Linked DNA regions of Homo sapiens: region 1 is linked to region 2. The links are chromatin loops, found by intact Hi-C in ENCODE. Cell type or tissue: HepG2. All regions are shown on one strand. Links, peaks and the distances in the headings refer to the core of each region. The heading gives the core; the rest is flanking DNA.

Region 1 (10,083 bases), core at 3,765-7,764, 54 kb after region 2:
TGAGCTGGGTCTATTTGAGGATGGGCAGGACTGTGACAGACAGACATGGGGGAAAGTTCTACATGGTGGGAAAGCAAAAACAGAGGTGTGAAAGGGGGAAAGCACAAGGAGTGTTTGGGGAAAGTGTTTCTGTGTGGCCAGAGTATAGTCTATAAGTAGGAGAGTAGTGGTTGGAAAGCTGGTGTTGGGTCATGAGTAGCCTTATGATAGTCATAAATTCATATTTCATTAGTAGGCAATACAGAACCATTGAGGTTCTCAGCAGCAGTGACAAGACCAGGGCTGTGCTTCAGAGAATTACATTTCCAACTGTCTTGCAGGAGTTCTCAAGCTTCAGTGTGTATGAGAACCACCTGCAGAGCATTTAAAATGCCTGGGTCCCAACCAAAAAGATTCTGATTAAAGTGGTCTGGGGAGGGACCTAGGCAACAGTATTTTTTAAAAGCACCCTAGCTGATCCTAATATGCAAGCAGGGTTGAAACCGCTTAATGTTTCCCAAACTTGAGTGATCCTAAGAATCACCTGAAATGCTTGTTAAAATTAATTCCCAGGCCCCTTGCCTGCTGGCTGTGGTCGAGTACGTTTGAGGTGGGATCAAGGAATCTGTCTTTTTGACAACCTCCCCAAGGTGTCTAATTAGGTTTCTAAATTAGGGTCAGGCGGTATCAGTGGGAATCAAGAGCAGGTTATGCCAAGCAAAATAAAACTGGAAAATATTAAATTTTCAACATTATTTATATTTGCTTTTACATACTTCCAGCTCTCTCTCTCTCTCTCTCTCCCCCTCTCTCCATCCATCCACCCACCCTGTTTGAGATGGTGTCTCACTCTGTTGCCCAGGCTGCAGATCAGTGGGTATTTACAGGCACATTCATAGTGCACTTATGTTCTCCAACTCCTGGGCTCCTGGGCTCAAGTGAGATTACCGGCATGTGCACTGTGCCTGGCTTGGTAGATCTACTTTAGAGAATGCGTTTAATAACGTTGTGTGTTACAGTCTCACTTCAGCCTAACTTTAAAATTAAAAAGCAACAACGGCCGGGTGCGGTGGCTCATGCCTGTAATCCCAGCACTTTGGGAGGCCAAGGCGGGTGGATCATGAGGTCAGGAGTTCAAGACCAGCCTGGCCAACATGGTGAAACCCCCGTCTCTACTAAAAACACAAAAATTAGCTGGGCATGGTGGCACATGCCGGTAATCCCAGCTATTTGGGAGGCTGAGGCAGGAGAATTGCTGGAACCAGGACCCAGGAGGAGGAGGTAGCAGTGAGTGAGATCGTGCCACTGCACTCCAACCTGGGCTACAGAGTGAGACTCTGTCTCAAAAAAAAAATAATAATAATAAAATAAACAGCAACAACAACAACAATAAAACTCTTGTATTTTCAAAGAACTTCCAAAATCTGCTTATTATGTCCTTCAAAGCATGAAATATCCAATAAACAAGTATTATACGTCCCTCTCTAATAAGAATTATTATTTTTAAATTTTAAACCAGGTGGAGTAACTATTTTTTCTCTTGAAGATAGGTAAAATGGAACTTAAAATTAAAGAACTTGTAGCTACTTTACCTTCATCTGTAAAACAATGAAAGAAGAAATAAAATCACATGGGCAATGCATTCTTATGCCTTAACTACTACAATTACGTTTTGGGCTACAAAATCATACATTCATCTCAGAGACTAAATGACACAAAATGTATATGTTCATTTAGCAGCAGAGCATGATAATGGCTAGAACATTTGACTGACAACCAGAAGACCTGAATTTAGTCTTGGTTTTACAGGTCCTACCAAGTGACTAGGAGACCTTGGCTTTGATTTTTATATTTACACAATGGGGAAGGGTTGAAGTAGATCAGTAGTTTTCAAACCATGTTCCACAGAAGCTTAGAAATTTGCAGAGGCACTTAGAAGTTTCTATAAAAGTTTAATTTCAATTCTTATTAAAAACATACTTTTATTTAAAGTCTATAAGAAAAACAAAATGTACACTAAATATGTTACACAGTAAATTTTAATATACACACACTATCAACCTGTGCTCATAGGTTAACTCATTTGTGGAATTTCTCCTACTCCACAAATATATATATATATTTGCAACTGTAAATGTGCCACTGATTAGGAAATTATTATCTGCTCTGGTCTTTTTATTTTCTTTTTAATCCAGGACTATATTGGCATGAAAGCTGAGATTACATAAAATCTTTATACTGGATGAGAAGACAGATGTTGTCAAGCTCTCCTTTTACTTATATGATCTGGTATAGAAGCAAATGCAAAGTAAATTTATTATTTTATAAAATGCTTGATAATTATAAAATGGAAGTCTTTAAGTGTTAAGATACTAACAAAGTAGTATAAGGTAGTCATATTTGTACGGTGACTGGAAAGGCAATGGCAGAAAAAAATTCAAGGAGTAGAGGATCACATAAAAGAGAAGGCAGCCAAAAATATTGTGTAGATAAGCACTAGCAGTTAAAATTATACAAGAAGTTTTCTTTTCTTTTTTTTGAGATGGAGTCTTGCTCTGTCACCCATATTGGAGTGCAGTGGCATGATCTTGGCTCACTGCAACCTCTGCCTCCTAGGTTCAAACAATTCTCCCACCTCAGCCTCCTGAGTAGCTGCAATTACAGGCGCGCGCCACCGTGCTTCACTAATTTTTGTGTTTTTAATAGAGACAGGGTTTCACCATGTTGGCCAGGTTGGTCTTGAACTCCTGGCCTCAAATGATCTGCCCACCTCAGCCTCTCAAAGTACTGGGATTACAGGCATAAGCCACTGTGCCTGGCCAAAATTACACATGCAGTTTTCAAAATTAACATTTACATTTTAAAAAATATTACATTGGATAACATACAGATTGATACAGGCTGTCAGTTTTATTAGGACAAAGTCTTTAAGCTGCAGATCTTTCTGAGTTATTTGCAGGGATATAAGCAGTTGTATCAAAATTTATTCTTTTATACTAAAGTTTCCTGATTGACATAAGGCAGGTATGAGGACTACAGTTAAAAAAAAAAAGTAATTACCATTATTTCTACCTTAAACTAAAATCCATTGAATATAAGTTTATCAATGTGGAAATAAATTAGATGGCTCAATTTGATAACGCAGGGTCACAACACGGCCATACTCACAACTTCAGATAAAATGTTAATGATAAATCAAAACAGGTTTTGGAGTCAACATGCAAAATAAAATGAATCTTTCTGTGCTGAAACTGTGAGTTAAAAAGAAGACCTCTGTGTTAGTCTGTCCGGGCTGCCGTAACAAATACCATAGACTGAGTGACTTAAACAGCAGAAATTAATTTTCTCACAGTTCTGGGGACTGGAAGTCTGAGATCAAGGTGCCAGCAGAGTTGGTGTCTGGTAAAGGCTCTCTCCTTGGTTTGCAGACAGCTGCCTTCTCACTGTGTCCTCACGTGGAGGGGCATGGGCAGCTCTCTGGTATCTCCTCTTACAGGGACACCAGTTCCGGTGTCTCTTCTTGCAAGGATACTAATCCTTCCTATCTGATGAAGCCCTACCCTTATCACCTCTCTTAACCTTAATTTCCTCCTTACAGGAGGAATTTCTTCAAATATAGTCACATTGGAGGTATGGCTTCAACATGGGAATTTGGGGGGGGCAGACACAGTTCAGTCATACTAGCCTTTGAGTCATCTGATCTTTTCAAAAAATAATACCATTGAACAACTTATATATGATGTTATAATATACATTTATTTTTCTCCAAACAATAAAATTTTTAAACTAGCTGAGAAAATTTGTTGATTTCTCCAGAGTGATTACTCATTAATTAGGAATGTGAGCAACTCAGCTTTGAAACACAAATTTACTATTACTCCCTTTCTGAACATTAGTAAAGCTAAAAAAAGATCAGTCAAAATGTTAAAAACAAATCTATTAGTATTTGAAGCTACTTATCTGTATGAATCTCAATTTTTTGGCACACTTTTACCTTAAAACCAAATAAAAGTCCTCAACCTCATCAATAGGTTCTTGGAAACTGACTTTAAGTGAAACAAGGTATAATAAAACCAATTTCATCATAGGCTAATCGACATAAACAAGAGTTAAGTTCCTATGGCATGTTTCTGGTCACAAATAATCACCCAACTTCTAAATAAAGACCCTACACACCTCTAATATTAAACATTGAAATAAATGTGGGCTATACATACATTTAAGAAAGGTTAATAACAACAAGTAAGATTACCCAATTTTTGGTGAATCGCTGAATGACGACAGTTGTAGTGGTGGTGGATTAAATAAGGGAATAGATATTTGCAAATAGAAAAATTTAAGGAGCACCTCCTCCGACCATGAATTAAAAAACAATCACAAATATGGTGGGCTAGCTGAACGCTTTCATACCTCATCGCTTATTGTTGTGCAGTTGTATGATTATCATCTACTTTATAAATTTGTATTTGATAATAATTTGTATTCAATAATAATTTGTATTCATTCATTTTCCAACCTGCTTATTCTAGCTTAGGGTTGCAGGTGGCCAGAGCCTATCCTGGAAGCCTGGGACACAAGGTGGATAGCCCTGTACAGGACATCTCATTCCATCTCGGGGAGCACACACACACACCAACATTCACTCACACTGGGACCATTTAGTCACACCAATGAACCCAACACATACATCTGTGGTAGAAAACTGGAGTACCCAGAGAAAATCCATGCAGACATGGGGAGAATGTGCAAATTTCACACAGTGGCCCCAGCTGGGAATCAATTTTTTTTTTCCTCATCAATGTTATAATGCAATTATGTTATTTGAGGACCTGCTGTACTGAAAAACTTTTCCCCTAAGATCAGGAAAAAGACAAAGATGCCTGCTTTCACTACTTCTATTCATCATAGTACAGGAAGTTCTAGCCAGAGCAATTAAGGAAAAAACAAACAAACAAAAAAAAAAAAAAAAAAAAAAAACCCACAAGGCATCCAAATTAGAAAGAAAGAAATAAAATAACCTCTGTTCACAGATGATATGATCTTATATGCAGAAAGCCCTAAAGATTTTACACACACACACACACACACACACAACTGTTAGACCTAATAAATGAATTCAGCAAAGATGCAGCATACAAAATCAAGATACAAAAATCAATTACATGCTGGGGTGGTGGCATGTCCCTGTAATCTCAGCTATTTGGGAGGCTGAAGCAGGTGAATTGCTCGAACCCGGGTGGCGGAGGTTGCAGTGAACCGAGATCACGCCACTACACTCTAGCCTGGGCGACAGAGTGAGACTTTGTCTCAAAAAAATAATAATAATAATAATCAATTATATTTTTATAAATTAACAATGAAAAATATGAAAAGGAAACTAAGAAAAACAATTCCATTTACAATAGCATGAAAAGAATAAAATACTTAGGAATAAATTTAACCAAGGAGGTGACAGACTTGTATACTTGAAAACTACAAAACATCGCTGAAAGAGGCTGGGCGTGGTAGCTCATGCCTGCAACCCCTCTGCTTTGGAAGGCAGAGGCAGGAAGATTGCTTGAGGCCAGGAGTTTGAGACCAGTCTGGGCAACAGAGTGAGACCTCATCTCTAAAAGAAATAAAAAATTAGCTGGGCTTGATGGCAGAGGTGGGAGGATTGCTTGAGCCCAGGAGTTCAAGGCTACAATTAGCTATGATTGTGCCACTGCACTCCAGCCAGGGCAACAGAGCAAGACACTTTCTCTTAAAAAAAAAATTGCTGAAAGAAACTGAAGATGACCTAAATAAATGGAAACACATCCTATGTTCATAGATTAAATGACTTAATATTGTCAAGGTGATACTACCACCGAAAGTGATCTATAGATTCACTGCAATCCTATCAAAATTCCAATGGTATTCCAATGGTATTTTTTAATAGAAAAAACCATTCATAAAATATCTTTAAAAGGACCAAGAATACCCAAAACAACCTTGAAGAAGAACAAAGTTGGATGACTCACATTTCTTGATTTTAAAACTTATTACAAGGCTGGGTGTGGTGGCTGAAGCCTATCATCCCAGCACTTTGGGAGGCCGAAGCAGGTGGATCACAAGGTCAGGAGTTCAAGACTAGCCTGACCAAAATGATGAAACCCCGTCTCTACTAAAAATACAAAAATTAGCGGGTGTGGTAGCATGTGCCTGTAATCCCAGCTACACAGGAGGCTGAAGCAGGAGAATCGCTTGAACCCAGGAGGTGGAGGTTGCGGTGAGCTGAGATCGTGCCACTGCACTCCAGCCTGGGCAACAGAGTGAGACTCTATCTCAAAACAAACAAACCAAACAAACAAACAAACAAAACAAAAAAACCCCAACTTATTACAAAGCCACAGTAATCATAAGGACAGGCAAACCAACAAAAGAGAATGTAAATCCCAGAAACAAAAATCCTCATATATATGGTCATTTGACTTTTGACAAGGGTGCAAAGGGTACCATTCAAGGGGAGAAAGGACAGTCTTTTCAATAAATGGTGTTGGGAAAACTGAATATGCACGTGCAAAAGAATGAAGTTGGACCCTTACCTAATACCTTACATAAAAATTAACTCAAAATTGATCAAATACCTAAATTTATGAGCTAAAACTAGAAATTTCTTAGAAGAAAACATAGGGGAAATCTCCATGACACTGGATTTGTAAATGATTTCCTAGATATAACACCAAAAACACAGAGGACAAAAGAAAAACAGATAAATTGGACTTCATTGAAATTAAGAACTTTTGTACATCAGAGGATATGATAAAAAAAAAGTGAAAAGATGACCTACAGAACAGAAAAAAAATTTGCAAATCATATACCTGATAAGGAATGAATATCCAGAATACATGAAGAACTCCTACAACTCAACGACAAAACAGCCTGATTCAAAAAGGGCAAAGGGCTTGAATAGATACTCCTCTAGAGAAGATATAAAATGGCTAATAAGCATATTAAAAGACACTCAACATCATTTGTCATTAAGGAAATGCAAATCAAAACCATGAGATACCACTTCACATTCTTTAGGATGGCTATTATCAGAAAAATAGAAAATAGCAACAAGCATTATTGGGGATGTGGAGAAACTGGAACCCTTATGCATTGCTGGTGAGAATGTAAAATGATACACCTGCTGTAGAAAACTTTACAGCAGTTCCTCAAAAAATTAAACATAAAATTACTGTATGGTACAGTAATCCCACTTCTAGTTATGTGCCCAAAGTAATGGAAAGCAGGGACTAGAAAGATATTTGTACACTTACATTCATAGCAGCATTACTTACAACAGCGAAAATGTAGAAACAACCCAAGTGGCCATCAACAGGTGAATGAATAAACAAAATGTGGTATATACACACAATGGAATATTATTCAGCCATAAAAAGGAATGAAATTCAGATACATATTACAACATGGATGCACTTTGAAAACATCATGCTAAGTTACATAAGTGAGACACAAAAGGACAGATATTGTACACACTTATCTGATGTATCTAGAATAGTCAAATACATAGATACAGAAAGTAGAATGGTGGTTTCTAGGGACTGGAGGAGGAGAGAAATGGGAGTCATTGTTTAATGGCTACTGAGTTTCGGTTTTGCAAGATAAAGAGTTTTGGAGATGGAGGGTAATAATGGTTGCACAACACTGTGAATGTACTTAATGCCACGGAACTGTACACTTAAAAATGGTTAAAGTGGTAAGTTTTGTTATATAGGTTTTATTGCCATAAAAAAGATTTCTCAAATTAAAAAGTGGTAAATGGTAAATTTTGTTATATATTTTACCACAATAATAAGAAAAACCATATATATATATTTAAGACCTAGTTTCAAGATGAAATAATTTCTAAGGTCCCTTCTAATTCTAAAATTTTATGTGATATCATGGAGATATCAAGGAGAAAAGAGAAAGAGAATCTATTAATAGTTGAGGAAAAAGCTCCTGACTGAATTAAGAGTGAAACTTTACCTTTTAGTGATTATAAATGGACCAAGAAGCTCTAGCAATGGTAGCAAACTCCAATGCCTACAGACGCGCAGGGAATGTCAGCAGGTGAAGCAGGGCAGCTTGGGTTGGTGGTAAATCTGAGACCACATGCCCTGTCTAAAGGGAGCAGCTGCATCTCTGCCCTGGTGAACTGTCTCCCTGCAGGAATGTGGGCATGGTGCTGGGAGGATTTTCCATTCTTCAAGTGAAACTGAAATTGAGACTTTTATGTGAAACATTGGCATCTAATTGAATCTAAGTATTTTTAACACTGAAAGTCAAAGAAGACACATCTGTAGGCCAAGGCATGTGTAGTTAGCCGACTACTAGTTTGTGATACCTTTCATGGAGTGAAGGCAAAAACCCAGAATACAAAAGAAGGAACGGATGTACTATTCACCAGTGTTTAAAGTTTGATTACAGATCATGATCTAAATCTTTCAAATCCTTATTTTGGAATACTGAATATTATTTTAATTAGGTGTTATTTAGTATAGTATAGCTTTGATTAGGCTGGTTTTTAGTGGAACACTTTAAACATGAACTTTAGTACCTGGCATATAGCATTTGCTCAATAAGGGGTAGCTATTATTAATTTAAATCAGAAGTTCCTATACAATATAGAAAAGTTAGTGTAAAGCAGATTTTAAAAACTAACCTATCCTCTGATAAAATGAATGATAATATAATCCATTCAATAATCTATCTTCTGTATCATTACTGGGAAAAGGTAAGCCTTCATATTATATAACAAAAAAATCATTCACCTGTATTAGGTGCTAGGGATATAATTACTGGCAAAACAAACAAGGTTCCTGTACTCATAAAGTTTATAATTTTAATAAGGGAGATGGACATTAAAAGTCATTCAAGTAAATACTGAGTCAGAAACTGTAATAAATGATATGATAAAAATCAGAGGATAATCTGAAAAATTATAATGGAAGGACCCAATTCAGATAAGGAAGGGAGTCACAGAGAAGGCTTCTTTAAGGACCTGACCTTTAAAACTAAAACCTACAGGTATTATGTATGGAGGGTTGAGGAGCTTCAGGTGGGAGAGAAGATAGTGACAAAAGCATTCCAGGAATGCTTGCGTAAGAGCCCCAAATAACCAACATTGAAAAAAAAGAGAACATTAAATAGGGGGAAAGATTAAAGTTATTGGAGGTACAGAGGTGAATGATTTGAGGGGCCATCAATTGTCAATTTTCTCCCTGGAGAAAAGATTTTGAAGAAGGAAATAAACATGAAAAACAAAGGGAAAATTAGGAACTCAGGAGAAATAAACAAAACGGGAGCTAGGAAACAGGCACTGAAATTCTTGTTGATTGTCTACATCTGGTTTCTGGGAGAAAATGAGAAGAGGAGATGCACTGGCTGGAGCAGGTGAAGATAATTGGCTGGTGGGGCCCACATCACTGAAGAGACCACATGGAACAGTTCTTGTTTGTTTAAAACATTACAGAAGCAACAATTGCTCTTTAATAATTCAAAGACAGCCACCCACTCCTGTAGTAAAGCGCTATTAATCCTCACTGAATGATTTTTACTGGTGAAGATAAGGATTAGTGACAAGCAAAATCAAGTGAAGTTCAAGGCAATTACAAAAAGAAGTCAGACCAACATCTTCATTTCAGCCTAAAGTGTCTGCATTTTCCCTTGACATCACTTTGTCCACCATAAACAATAGATATTTTAGAAAAACTAACAGATTTTTATCACATACTCAGATAGACCCACTGCAATTCCCTGATTCCTAGAATGTAAGCTCTATAAAAGCAGGGATTTTTGTCAATTTTCTGATCATACAGCAAAGTTGACAAGAATAAAAATTTCTGTCTGTCCCAGTCACTGCTTTATCACCAAGAACTGATACATAAATGTTTGTCGAATGAATAAATATGAACACAAAACCACTGTGAATTCAGAGTGAAACATAAAAGATGAAAGAAAAAAAAGGAAAGGAAAAAAGCAAGAGAGGGATAAAACTGGCCATACTTTACATTCTGGCATTCATTCTTGACTCTTTCTCTGCCACATCCCTCACACAATGAATCAGCAAATCCTGTCAAACCAACTTCTTAA
Region 2 (10,083 bases), core at 2,327-6,326:
ATAATCTGACCATCTAGCACATAACTTGCTAGCAGAGTGGGAATGCTGTGAACTCTCCCTCTACCCCCATCTTGTTTTCCTGCTTTATTTTTTCTCCAGAGCAGTAACTGTCTCCCCAACAGAAGCTCCAAGAGAGCAAGGATTTTGATTTTTTATTCATTGTTGGTTCCTAATAAATAACCATTAGAGGAGCAAGACTGCTGTGAAGAATACATGAGATAATGCTTGTGAAACTCTTAGCACTCACTGTCTGGGACAGAGAATATAGCTGGCAGCCAGGTTTTGTTTGGCTTGAAGTGTACTTTTTAAATTTTGAGGCAAAACATTAAGATATTTCCCACAACACAATCTAGATTTCAGATAGCTCTCTTTTTTAGAAAAAAATCAGAAGACCTGGTAATGATGGGCCAGCATTCCTGCATGACCACAATCAGCTGGAGCTGGGGAAGAGGATGCTGTTGCCAGTTTACCACCGAATAACACGTATGCTTCTTATATGACCTGCCTGGCCAGTGTTGGCATCTGAATTTTCAACCCCAGATGAGGAATTTCTCTTTGGAAGCTTTTACAATAAAGATTTAATTCATCTGATGAAATGAGTTTAAGATGAAAACAAAGTACATGACCTCATGATATTAAGAGGAAAGAGCAAAATAAAAATTGTCATATAGAGTATGGTTCCATGTTTGCTTTAAAATAACAACAAAAAAAAGAATAAAAATTTGCATAGGGAAAAGAATGGGATACATCAACAGAGTTAAAAATAGTAGTTAACTCAGTGTTTGGGGACCGTGGATGATATGTGCTTTCTTGCAATCAGAAGAATAAGATTTATTTTTTGGTTGGCTGCAGTGGCTCATGCCTGTAATCCCAGCACTTTGGGAGGCCGAGGCCGGTGGATCACTTGAGGTCAGGAGTTCGAGACCAGCCTGGCCGACATGGCAAACCACGTTTCTACTAAAAATACAAAAATTAGCCAGGCACAGTGGTGCACACCTGTAATCCCAGCTATTAGGGAGGCTGAGGCAGAACTGCTTGAACCTGGGAGGCGGAGGTTGCAGTGAGCTGAGATCATGCCACTGCACTCCAGCCTGGGTGACAGAGCAAGACTCTGCCTCAAAAAAAATAAAAAATAAAAAAGAATTATTTAAGAAGATTTATTTTTTAAAAAGCCATTTTGATTTATGGTATATAAATTGTATCTTAACAAAGCTGTGGAAGGAAGGATGGCAGGCCGGCAGGCAGGAAACCATCCACAGAGATGGTCAAGTATGTATCTTCCTTCAGAAACCTGTTTCCATGTCCCTCGTTCTCAGTGGCTCTTTCTTCCCCCTCTAAGTCACCTGAATGCCATTTAGTTCCTTCCCTACACCTTGTTTCATCCATGATGAAAAGATCATCATCTTTTATAATTCTATGTTTTTGGATCTTATTATAATGCCCCTTGGTCCTCCCTTATAGAGATGTTCAGGCTCACTGATGGCATACTAAGGTTATAAACCCCTTCAAATGAGGGCAGGAGTGACAGGAAAAACATCTATCAAAATAAGGGCATAGAACTGAATAGTTACAATATCCTCCATAGATCTCATTTTTCTAATATATATATATATATATATATATATATTTTTTTTTTTTTTTTTTTTTTTGAGACAGGGTCTTGCTCTGTTGTCAGGCTAGAGTACAGTGGTGTGATCATAGCTTATTGCACCCTCGAATTCCTGGGCTGAAGTGATCCTTCTGCTTCAGTCTCCAGAGTAGCTGAGAGTACAAGCACATATCACTATGCTCAGCAATTTTTTTTTTGTAGGGATGTCACTGTGTTTACTATGTTGCCCAGGCTGGTTTCAAACTCCTGGGCTCATGCAATCCTCCCAAAGTGTTGGGATTATAGGCATTAGCCATCGTGCTGGGCCATTTTTCTAATCTTTAACCATATTTATTGATAGTTTTCCTTCCTTTCTACAGCCTAAGATGATTGTTTCCTCCTGGGAACAGTGTGGCAGAGCGGAAGGGCAGGCTTGGGAGACTTGAAACTCTGCCTTGACTTTGCCAGACTACCTCACTTGAACAAGCTACTTACACTTAGGGATCAATTTCTTTGTCTGTAAAAAAGAGATAATAATCAATTGCTATTTACTTGAGAGTAAAAGGCCAGACCTATGAGCCCATGATTCCCAAGGCTCTTTTAAGTTGTGAAGTCATAGATTGGATCAACTTCCAAAGCTGAGAATAATGGAATTTTTTTTCAGGTATCTGTACCTTACACAGTAATATCTAGTCAATTTAAAACTTAACTAATAGGCAATGCCAAATATCTAAATGTCAATAAGTCTCCAAGTAGGCAAGAAGATTTCATGAAGTCCACATACAAAAGCTCGTGTGGCTAACTTACAGGGTTCCAAGACATACTCTGATTATACTCGCAGTTTTAACAAGCTTGGCCACTAGTTTCTAAGCCCAATACAGATTAGACAGGGTAAACAAGGAGAGGAAAAAGAACTATAATTAGGCATTAACTACATGACCTAACAGAGAGGCAGAAAAATATATTTTAAATATAATCTGGATACATTTAGGGTACATTTCAGTGGGTCCTGAAGGCAATGATCTTTTCCAGCAGAGTAAAATAATTTATGATGACAAAGATGATGCTTAGATGCCTAGAGGAGTTAAATTACATAAGATGGCAGGGAAGGCCACTGTATACGTATCATATACATTTTAAAAAGATTTCCATGTAAGTTATATTAAAAACAACAAAAAATGTAACCAAATTTAAACTATAAAATAGTAGGCTGTAAAACTGTAAAACTCTTCTGCGTCTTTGGATGTTTACTGTCTCTAAACCATTTATTGATCACTGCTTCTGTAGTGCTTCATGGTGTTACCTGTTTTTAAGCTGCTGTACTGAGTGCTGTGCATCATTACTCTCATTGAATGTCTCGCAGCAGTCCTATAGGGTAAGTACTGTCCTCATTTTACTTGCAGACACAGGGCAGTGAAGTAATTTGCCCAGTTACGTAACTAGCAAGAGGCAAGCACATTCGAGCTTTGAATCATGGATCTGCCAGATTCCAAAGCGCATGCTTTTACATATTCCACTATTTATTGGTGGTTGAATTATTGATTTATTTGTCTATCTGACCCATCACCACCCCATCATTGTTCTCAGCATTGGAAGTTAGTCCACCCTGTGACTTCACAACTTAAAAGAGCCTTGGGAATCACAGGATCATAGATCAGGCCTTTTGCTCTGAAGTAAGTAATTGACTATCTCCATTTTACAGATAGAGAAACTAAGGCTTAAAGAGTAAGTGGCTTGCTCAAGTGAGGTAGTCTGACAGAGTCAAGGCAGGGTTCCAAGGTCCCATTAGACCAAGTCTTGAGGGTAGGGACTCCATCTCACTTGCTTATACATATCAAGGGGACTGGCACACAGTACACAGTTAAAAAAACGTTCAATGAATTTTATCCCTATGCCTCCCTATACAGATGTGAAACCCTAAAAGCAATGTAGTATATCTCAATGCATCTCAACATATGATCATGAATCACCTGTACCCTAAACCCACAGAAGCAAAATCAGAATCCCTGGGGTCAAGAGAGTGAGAATCCACATTTAATTAAATAGCTCAGGTGACTCTTAGGATTGTCCTCATGGTTGAAAGCACATTTTTTGGAGTTAGTCAATCCTGGGTTCTGGGTTCATAGCTCAGCTCCACTGGTTACTAGACAAATGATCTGGGGCAAGTTAGTTACTTAAATTTTTTGAGCTTCAATTCCATCATCATTAAGATGGGGATAAGGCCGGGCATGGTGGCTCACGCCTGTAATCCCAGCACTTTGGGAAGCCAAGGTGGGCAGATCATCTGAGGTCAGGAGTTCGAGACCAGCCTGACCAACGTGGAGAAACCCTGTCTCTACTAAAAATACAAAATTAGCTGGGCGTGGTGGTGCATGCCTGTAATCCCAGCTACTCGGGAGGCTGAGGCAGGAGAATTGCTTGAACCCGGGAGGTGGAGGTTGTGGTGAGCCGAGCTCGCACCATTGCACTCCAGCCTGGGCAACAAGAGTGAAACTCCATCTCAAAAAAAAAAAAAAAAAAAAAAAAAAGAAGTGGGCAGTGTTCCAAGATGGCTGAATAGGAACAGCTCCGTTCTGTAGCTCCCAGCATGACCTATGCCGAAGATGGGTGATTTCTGCATTTCCAACTGAGGTACCTGGTTCATCTCACTGGGACTCATTGGACAGTGGGTGCAGCCCATGGAGGGCGAGCTGAAGCAGGGTGGGGCGTCGCCTCACCCAGGAAGCACAAGGGGTCGGGGAGTTCCCTTTCCTAGCCAAGGGGAGCCGTGACAGACTACCTGGAAAAACGGGACACTCTCCGCCCAAATACTGTGCTTTTCCCAAGGTCTTAGCAACTGGCAGACAAGGTGATTCTCTCCTGTGCCAAGCTTGGCAGGTCCCACGCCCACAGAACCTTGCTCACTGCTAGCGCAGCAGTCTGAGATTGATCTGCGAGGCGGCAGCCTGGCTGGGGGAGGGGCATCTGCCTTTGGTGAGGCTTGAGTAGGTAAACAGAGCGGCTGGGAAGCTCAAACTGGGCGGAGCCCACCGCAGCTCTACAAGGCCTACTGCCTCTAACTCCACCTCTGTGGGCAGGGCATAGCTGAACAAAAGGCAGCAGACAACTTCTGCAGACTTAAACGTCCCTGTCTGACAGCTCTGAGGAGAGCAGTGGTTCTCCCAGCACAGCGTTTGAGCTCTGAGAAAGGACAGACTGCCTCCTCAAGTGGATCCCTGACTCCCATGAAGCCTAATTGGGAGACACCTCCCAGTAGGGGCCGACAGACACCTCATATATAGGTGGCTGCCCTCTGGGACGAAGCTTCCAGAGGAAGGATCAGGCAGCAATATTTGCTGTTCTGCAGCCTCCGCTGGTGATACCCAGGCAAACAGGGTCTGTAGTGGAACTCCAGCAAACTCCAACAGACCTGCAGCTGAGGGACCTGACTGTTAGAAGGAAAACTAACAAACAGAAAGGAATAGCATCAACATCAACCAAAAGGTCATCTACACCAAAACCCCATCTGTAGGTCATGAACATCAAAGACCAAAGGTAGATAAAACCACAAAGATGGGGAGAAACCAGAGCAGAAAAGCTGAAAATTCTAAAAATCAGAGCACCTCTTCTCCTCCAAAGGATCGCAGCTCCTCACCAGCAACAGAGCAAAGCTGGACAGAGAATGACTTTGAAGAGTTGACAGAAGTAGGCGTCAGAAGGTTGGTAATAACAAACTTCTCCGAGCTAAAGAAGAATTTTCGAACCCATCGCAAGGAAGCTAAAAACCTTGAAAAAAGATTAGTCAAATGGCTAACTAGAATAAACAGTGTAGAGAAGACCTTAAATGACCTGATGGAGCTGAAAACCATGGCACAAGAACTTCGTGACGCATGCACAAGCTTCAATAGCTGATTCGATCAAGTGGAAGAAAGGGTGTCAGTGATTGAAGATCAAATTAATGAAATACAGCAAGAGGCCAGGCGCGGTGGCTCACACCTGTAATCCCAGCACTTTGGGAGGCCGAGGCAGGTGGATCACGAGGTCGGGGGTTTGAGACCAGCTTGACCAACATGGTGAAACCCCGTCTCTACTAAAAATACAAAAATTAGCTGGGCGTGGTGGCAGGCACCTGTAATCCCAGCTACTCAAGAGGCTGAGGCAGGAGAATTGCTTGAACCTGGGAGGCGGAGGTTGCAGTGAGCCAAGATCGTGCCATTGCACTCTAGCCTGGGCGACACAGTGAGACTGTCTCAAAAAAAAAAAAAAAAAAAAAAGAAAAGAAATACAGCGAGAAGACAAGGTTAGAGAAAAAAGACTAAAAAGAAATGAACTAAGCCTCCAAGAAATATGGGACTATGTGAAAAGACCAAATCTATGTTTGATTGGTGGACCTGAAAGTGATGGGGAGAATAGAACAAAGTTGGAAAACACTCTGCAGGATGTTATCCAGGAGAACTTCCCCAACCTAGCAAGGCAGGCCAACATTCAAATTCAGGAAATACAGACACCACCACAAAGATACTCTTTGAGAAGAGCAACCCCAAGACACATAATTATCAGATTCCCCAAGGTTGAAATGAAGGAAAAAGTGTTAAGGGAAGCCAGAGAGAAAGGTTGAGTTACCCACAAAGGGAAGCCCATCAGACTAACAGTGGATCTCTCGGCAGAAACCCTACAAGCCAGAAGAGAGTGGGGGCCAATATTCAACATTCTTAAAGAATTTTCAACCCAGAATTTCATATCCAGCCAAACTAAACTTCATAAATGAAGGAGAAATAAAATCCTTTACAGACAAGCAAATGCTGAGAGATTTTGTCACCACCAGGCCTGCCTTACAAGAGTTCCTGAAGGAAGCACTAAACATGGAAAGAAACAACTGGTACCAGCCACTGCAAAAACATGCCAAATTGTAAAGACCATCGATGCTTTGAAGAAACTGCATCAATTAACAGGCAAAATAACCAGCGAACATCTTAATGACAGGATCAAATTCACACACAAAAATATTAACCTTAAATGTAAATGGGCTAAATGCCCCAATTAAAAGACACAGACTGGCAAATTGGAAAAAGAGGCAAGACCTATCAGTGTACTGTATTCAGGAGACCCATCTCACGTGCAAAGACACACATAGGCTGAAAATAAAGGGATGGAGAAAGATCTACCAAACAGGCCAGGTGCGGTGGCTCACGCCTATAATCCCAGCACTTTGGGAGGCTGAGGTGGGCAGATCACGAGGTCAGGAGATCGAGGCCATCCTAGCTAACATGGTGAAACCCCGTCTCTACTAAAAATACAAAGAAAATTAGCCAGGCGTGGTGGCAGGCGCCTGTAGTCCCAGCTACTCGGGAGGCTGAGGCAGGAGAATGGCGTGAACCCGGGAGGCGGAGCTTGCAGTGAGCTGAGATGGCACCAGTGCACTCCAGCCTGCGTGACAGAGCAAGACTCCGTCTCAAAAAAAAAAAAAAAAAAAAAACCTACCAAGCAAATGGAAAGCAAAAAAAAGCAGGGATTGCAATCCTAGTCTCTGATAAAACAGGCTTTAAACCAACAAAGATCAAAAGAGACAAAGAAGGCCATTACATAATGGTAAAGGGATCAATTCAACAAGAAGAGCTAACTATCCTAAATATATATGCACCCCCAATACATGACCACCCAGATTCATATAGCAAGTCCTTAGAGACCTACAAAGAGACTTAGACTCCCACACAATAATAATGGGAGACTTTAACACCCCACTGTCAATATTAGACAGTTCAACAAGACATAAGGTTAACAAGGATATCCAGGACCTGAACTCAGCTCTGCAACAAGCAGACCTAATAGACATCTACAGAACTTTCCACCCCAAATCAACAGAATATACATTCTTCTCAGCATCACATCACGCTTATTCTAAAATTGACCACATAATTGGAAGTAAAGCACTCCTCAGCAAATGTAAAAGAACAGAAATCACAACAAACTGTCTCTCAGACCACAATGCCATCAAATTAGAACTCAGGATTAAGAAATTCACGCAAAACTGCACAACTACATGGAAACTGAACAACTTGCTCCTGAATGACTACTGGGTTAATAACTAAATGAAGGCAGAAATAAAGATGTTCTTTGAAACCAGTGAGAACAAAGACACAACGTACCAGAATCTCTGACACATTTAAAGCAGTGTGTAGAGGGAAATTTATAGCATTAAATGCCCACAAGAGAAAGCAGGAAAGATCTAAAATCGACACCCTAACATCACAATTAAAAGAACTAGAGAAGCAAGAGCAAACAAATTCAAAAGCTAGCAGAAGGCAAGAAATAACTAAGATCAGAGCAGAACTGAAAGAGATAGAGACACAAAAAACCCTACAAAAAAATCAATGAATCCAGGAGCTGGTTTTTTTTTTTTTAAAGATCAACAAAATTGATAGACCGCTAGCAAGATGAATAAAGAAGAAAAGAGAGAAGAATCAAATAGATGCAATAAAAAATGTTAAAGGGGATATCATCACCGATCCCACAGAAATACAAACTACCATCAGAGAATACTATAAACACATTTACGCAAATAAACTAGAAAATCTAGAAGAAATGGATAAATTCCTGGACATATACACTCTCCCAAGACTAAACCAGGAAGAAGTTGAATGTCTGAATAGACAGGCTCTGAAATTAAGGAAATAATTAATAGCCTACCAACCAAAAGAAGTCCAGGACCAGATGGATTCTACCAGAGGTACAAAGAGGAGCTGGTACCATTCCTTCTGAAACTATTCCAATCAATAGAAAAAGAGGGAATCCTCCCTAACTCATTTTATGAGGCCAGCATCATCCTGATACCAAAGCCTGGCAGAGACACAACAAAAAAAGAGAATTTTAGACCAATATCCCTGATGAACTTCAATGCAAAAATCCTCAATAAAATACTGGCAAACCAAATCCAGCAGCACATCAAAAACCTTATCCACCACGATCAAGTTAGTTTCATCCCTGGGATGCAAGGCTGGCTCAACATACGCAAATCAATAAATGTAATCCATCATATAAACAGAACCAAAGACAAAAACCACTTGATTATCTCAATAGATGCAGAAAAGGCCTTGACAAAATTCAACAGCCCTTCATGCTAAAAACTCTCAATAAACTAGGTATTGATGGAACGTATCTCAAAATAATAAGAGCTACTTATGACAAACCCACAGCCAATATCACACTGAATGGGCAAAAGCTGGAAGCATTCCCTTTGAAAACCGGCACAAGACAAGGATGCCCTCTCTCACCACTCCTATTCAACATACTGTTGGAAGTTCTGGCCAGGGCAATCAGGCAAGAGAAAGAAATAAAGGGTATTCAATTAGGATATAAGGAAGTCAAATTGTCCCTGTTTGCAGATGACATGATTGTATATTTAGAAAACCCATTGTCGCAGCCCAAAATCTCTTTAAGCTGATCAGCAACTGCAGCAAAGTCTCAGGATACAAAATCAATGTGCAAAAATCACAAGCATTCTTATACACCAATAACAGACAAACAGAGAGCCAAATCATGAGTGAACTCCCATTCACAATTGCTACAAAGAGAATAAAATACCTAGGAATCCAACTTACAAGGGATGTGAAGGACCTCTTCAAGGAGAACTACAAACCACTGCTCAACGAAATAAAAGAGGACACAAACAAATGGAAGAATATTCCATGCTCATGGATAGAAAATGGTGATACTGCCCAAAGTAATTTGTAGATTCACTGCCATCCCCATCAAGCTACCAATGACTTTCTTCACAGAATTAGAAAAAATTACTTTAAAGTTCATATGGAACCAAAAAAGAGCCCGCATTGCCAAAACAATCCTAAGCAAAAAGGACAAAGCTGGAGGCTTCATGCTACCTGACTTCAAACTATACTACAAGGCTACAATAACCAAAACAGCCTGGTACTGGTACCAAAACAGATATATTGACCAATGGAACAGAACAGAGGCCTCAGAAATAATGCCACACATCTACAACCATCTGATCTTTGACAAACCTGACAAAATCAAGAAATGGGGAAAGGATTCCCTATTTAATAAATGGTGCTGGGAAAACTGGCTAGCCATATGTAGAAAGCTGAAATTGGATCCCTTCCTTACATCTTATACAAAAATTAATTCAAGATGGATTAAAGACTTAAATGTTCGACCTAAAACCATAAAAACCTTAGAAGAAAACCTAGGCAATACTATTCAGGACATAGGCATGGGCAAGGACTTCATGACTAAAACACCAAAAGCAATGGCAACAAAAGCCAAAATAGACAAATGGGATCGAATTAAACTAAAGAGCTGATGCATGGCAAAAGAAACTACCATCAGAGTGAACAGGCAACCTAAAGAATGGGAGAAAATTTTTGCAATCTACCCATCTGACAAAGGGCTAATATCCAGAATCTACAAAGAACTCAAACAAATTTACAAGAAAAAAAACAACCCCATCAAAAAGTGGGCAAAGGATATGAACAGACACTTCTCAAAAGAAGACATCTATG

Evidence for each region. Hi-C counts contacts between places; a loop is a spot of excess contacts. Peaks named below come from ENCODE experiments on the same cell type or tissue, not always from the same donor. Only the 100,000 strongest peaks of a DNase experiment are listed, where the experiment ranks them.
Region 1: a loop joins it to region 2, with 2.1 times the contacts of the local background. A loop is called at or near these places in 1 of 110 quality-filtered maps.

What each region holds. Positions count from the first base shown.
Region 1 is chr11:47,060,967-47,071,049 of GRCh38, reverse strand. All of the region lies in intron 3 of CSTPP1 (centriolar satellite-associated tubulin polyglutamylase complex regulator 1), which reads right to left. Among named protein-coding and RNA genes, the nearest start is that of ARFGAP2, 110 kb to the left of the region's middle. In HepG2, for the core only: no CTCF peak of the experiment used is centred there; no DNase peak of the experiment used is centred there.
Region 2 is chr11:47,113,636-47,123,718 of GRCh38, reverse strand. The region is part of intron 3 of CSTPP1 (centriolar satellite-associated tubulin polyglutamylase complex regulator 1); the gene reads right to left. Among named protein-coding and RNA genes, the nearest start is that of ARFGAP2, 58 kb to the left of the region's middle. In HepG2, for the core only: no CTCF peak of the experiment used is centred there; a DNase peak (open chromatin) is centred at 4,578; H3K4me3 peaks cover 870 bases.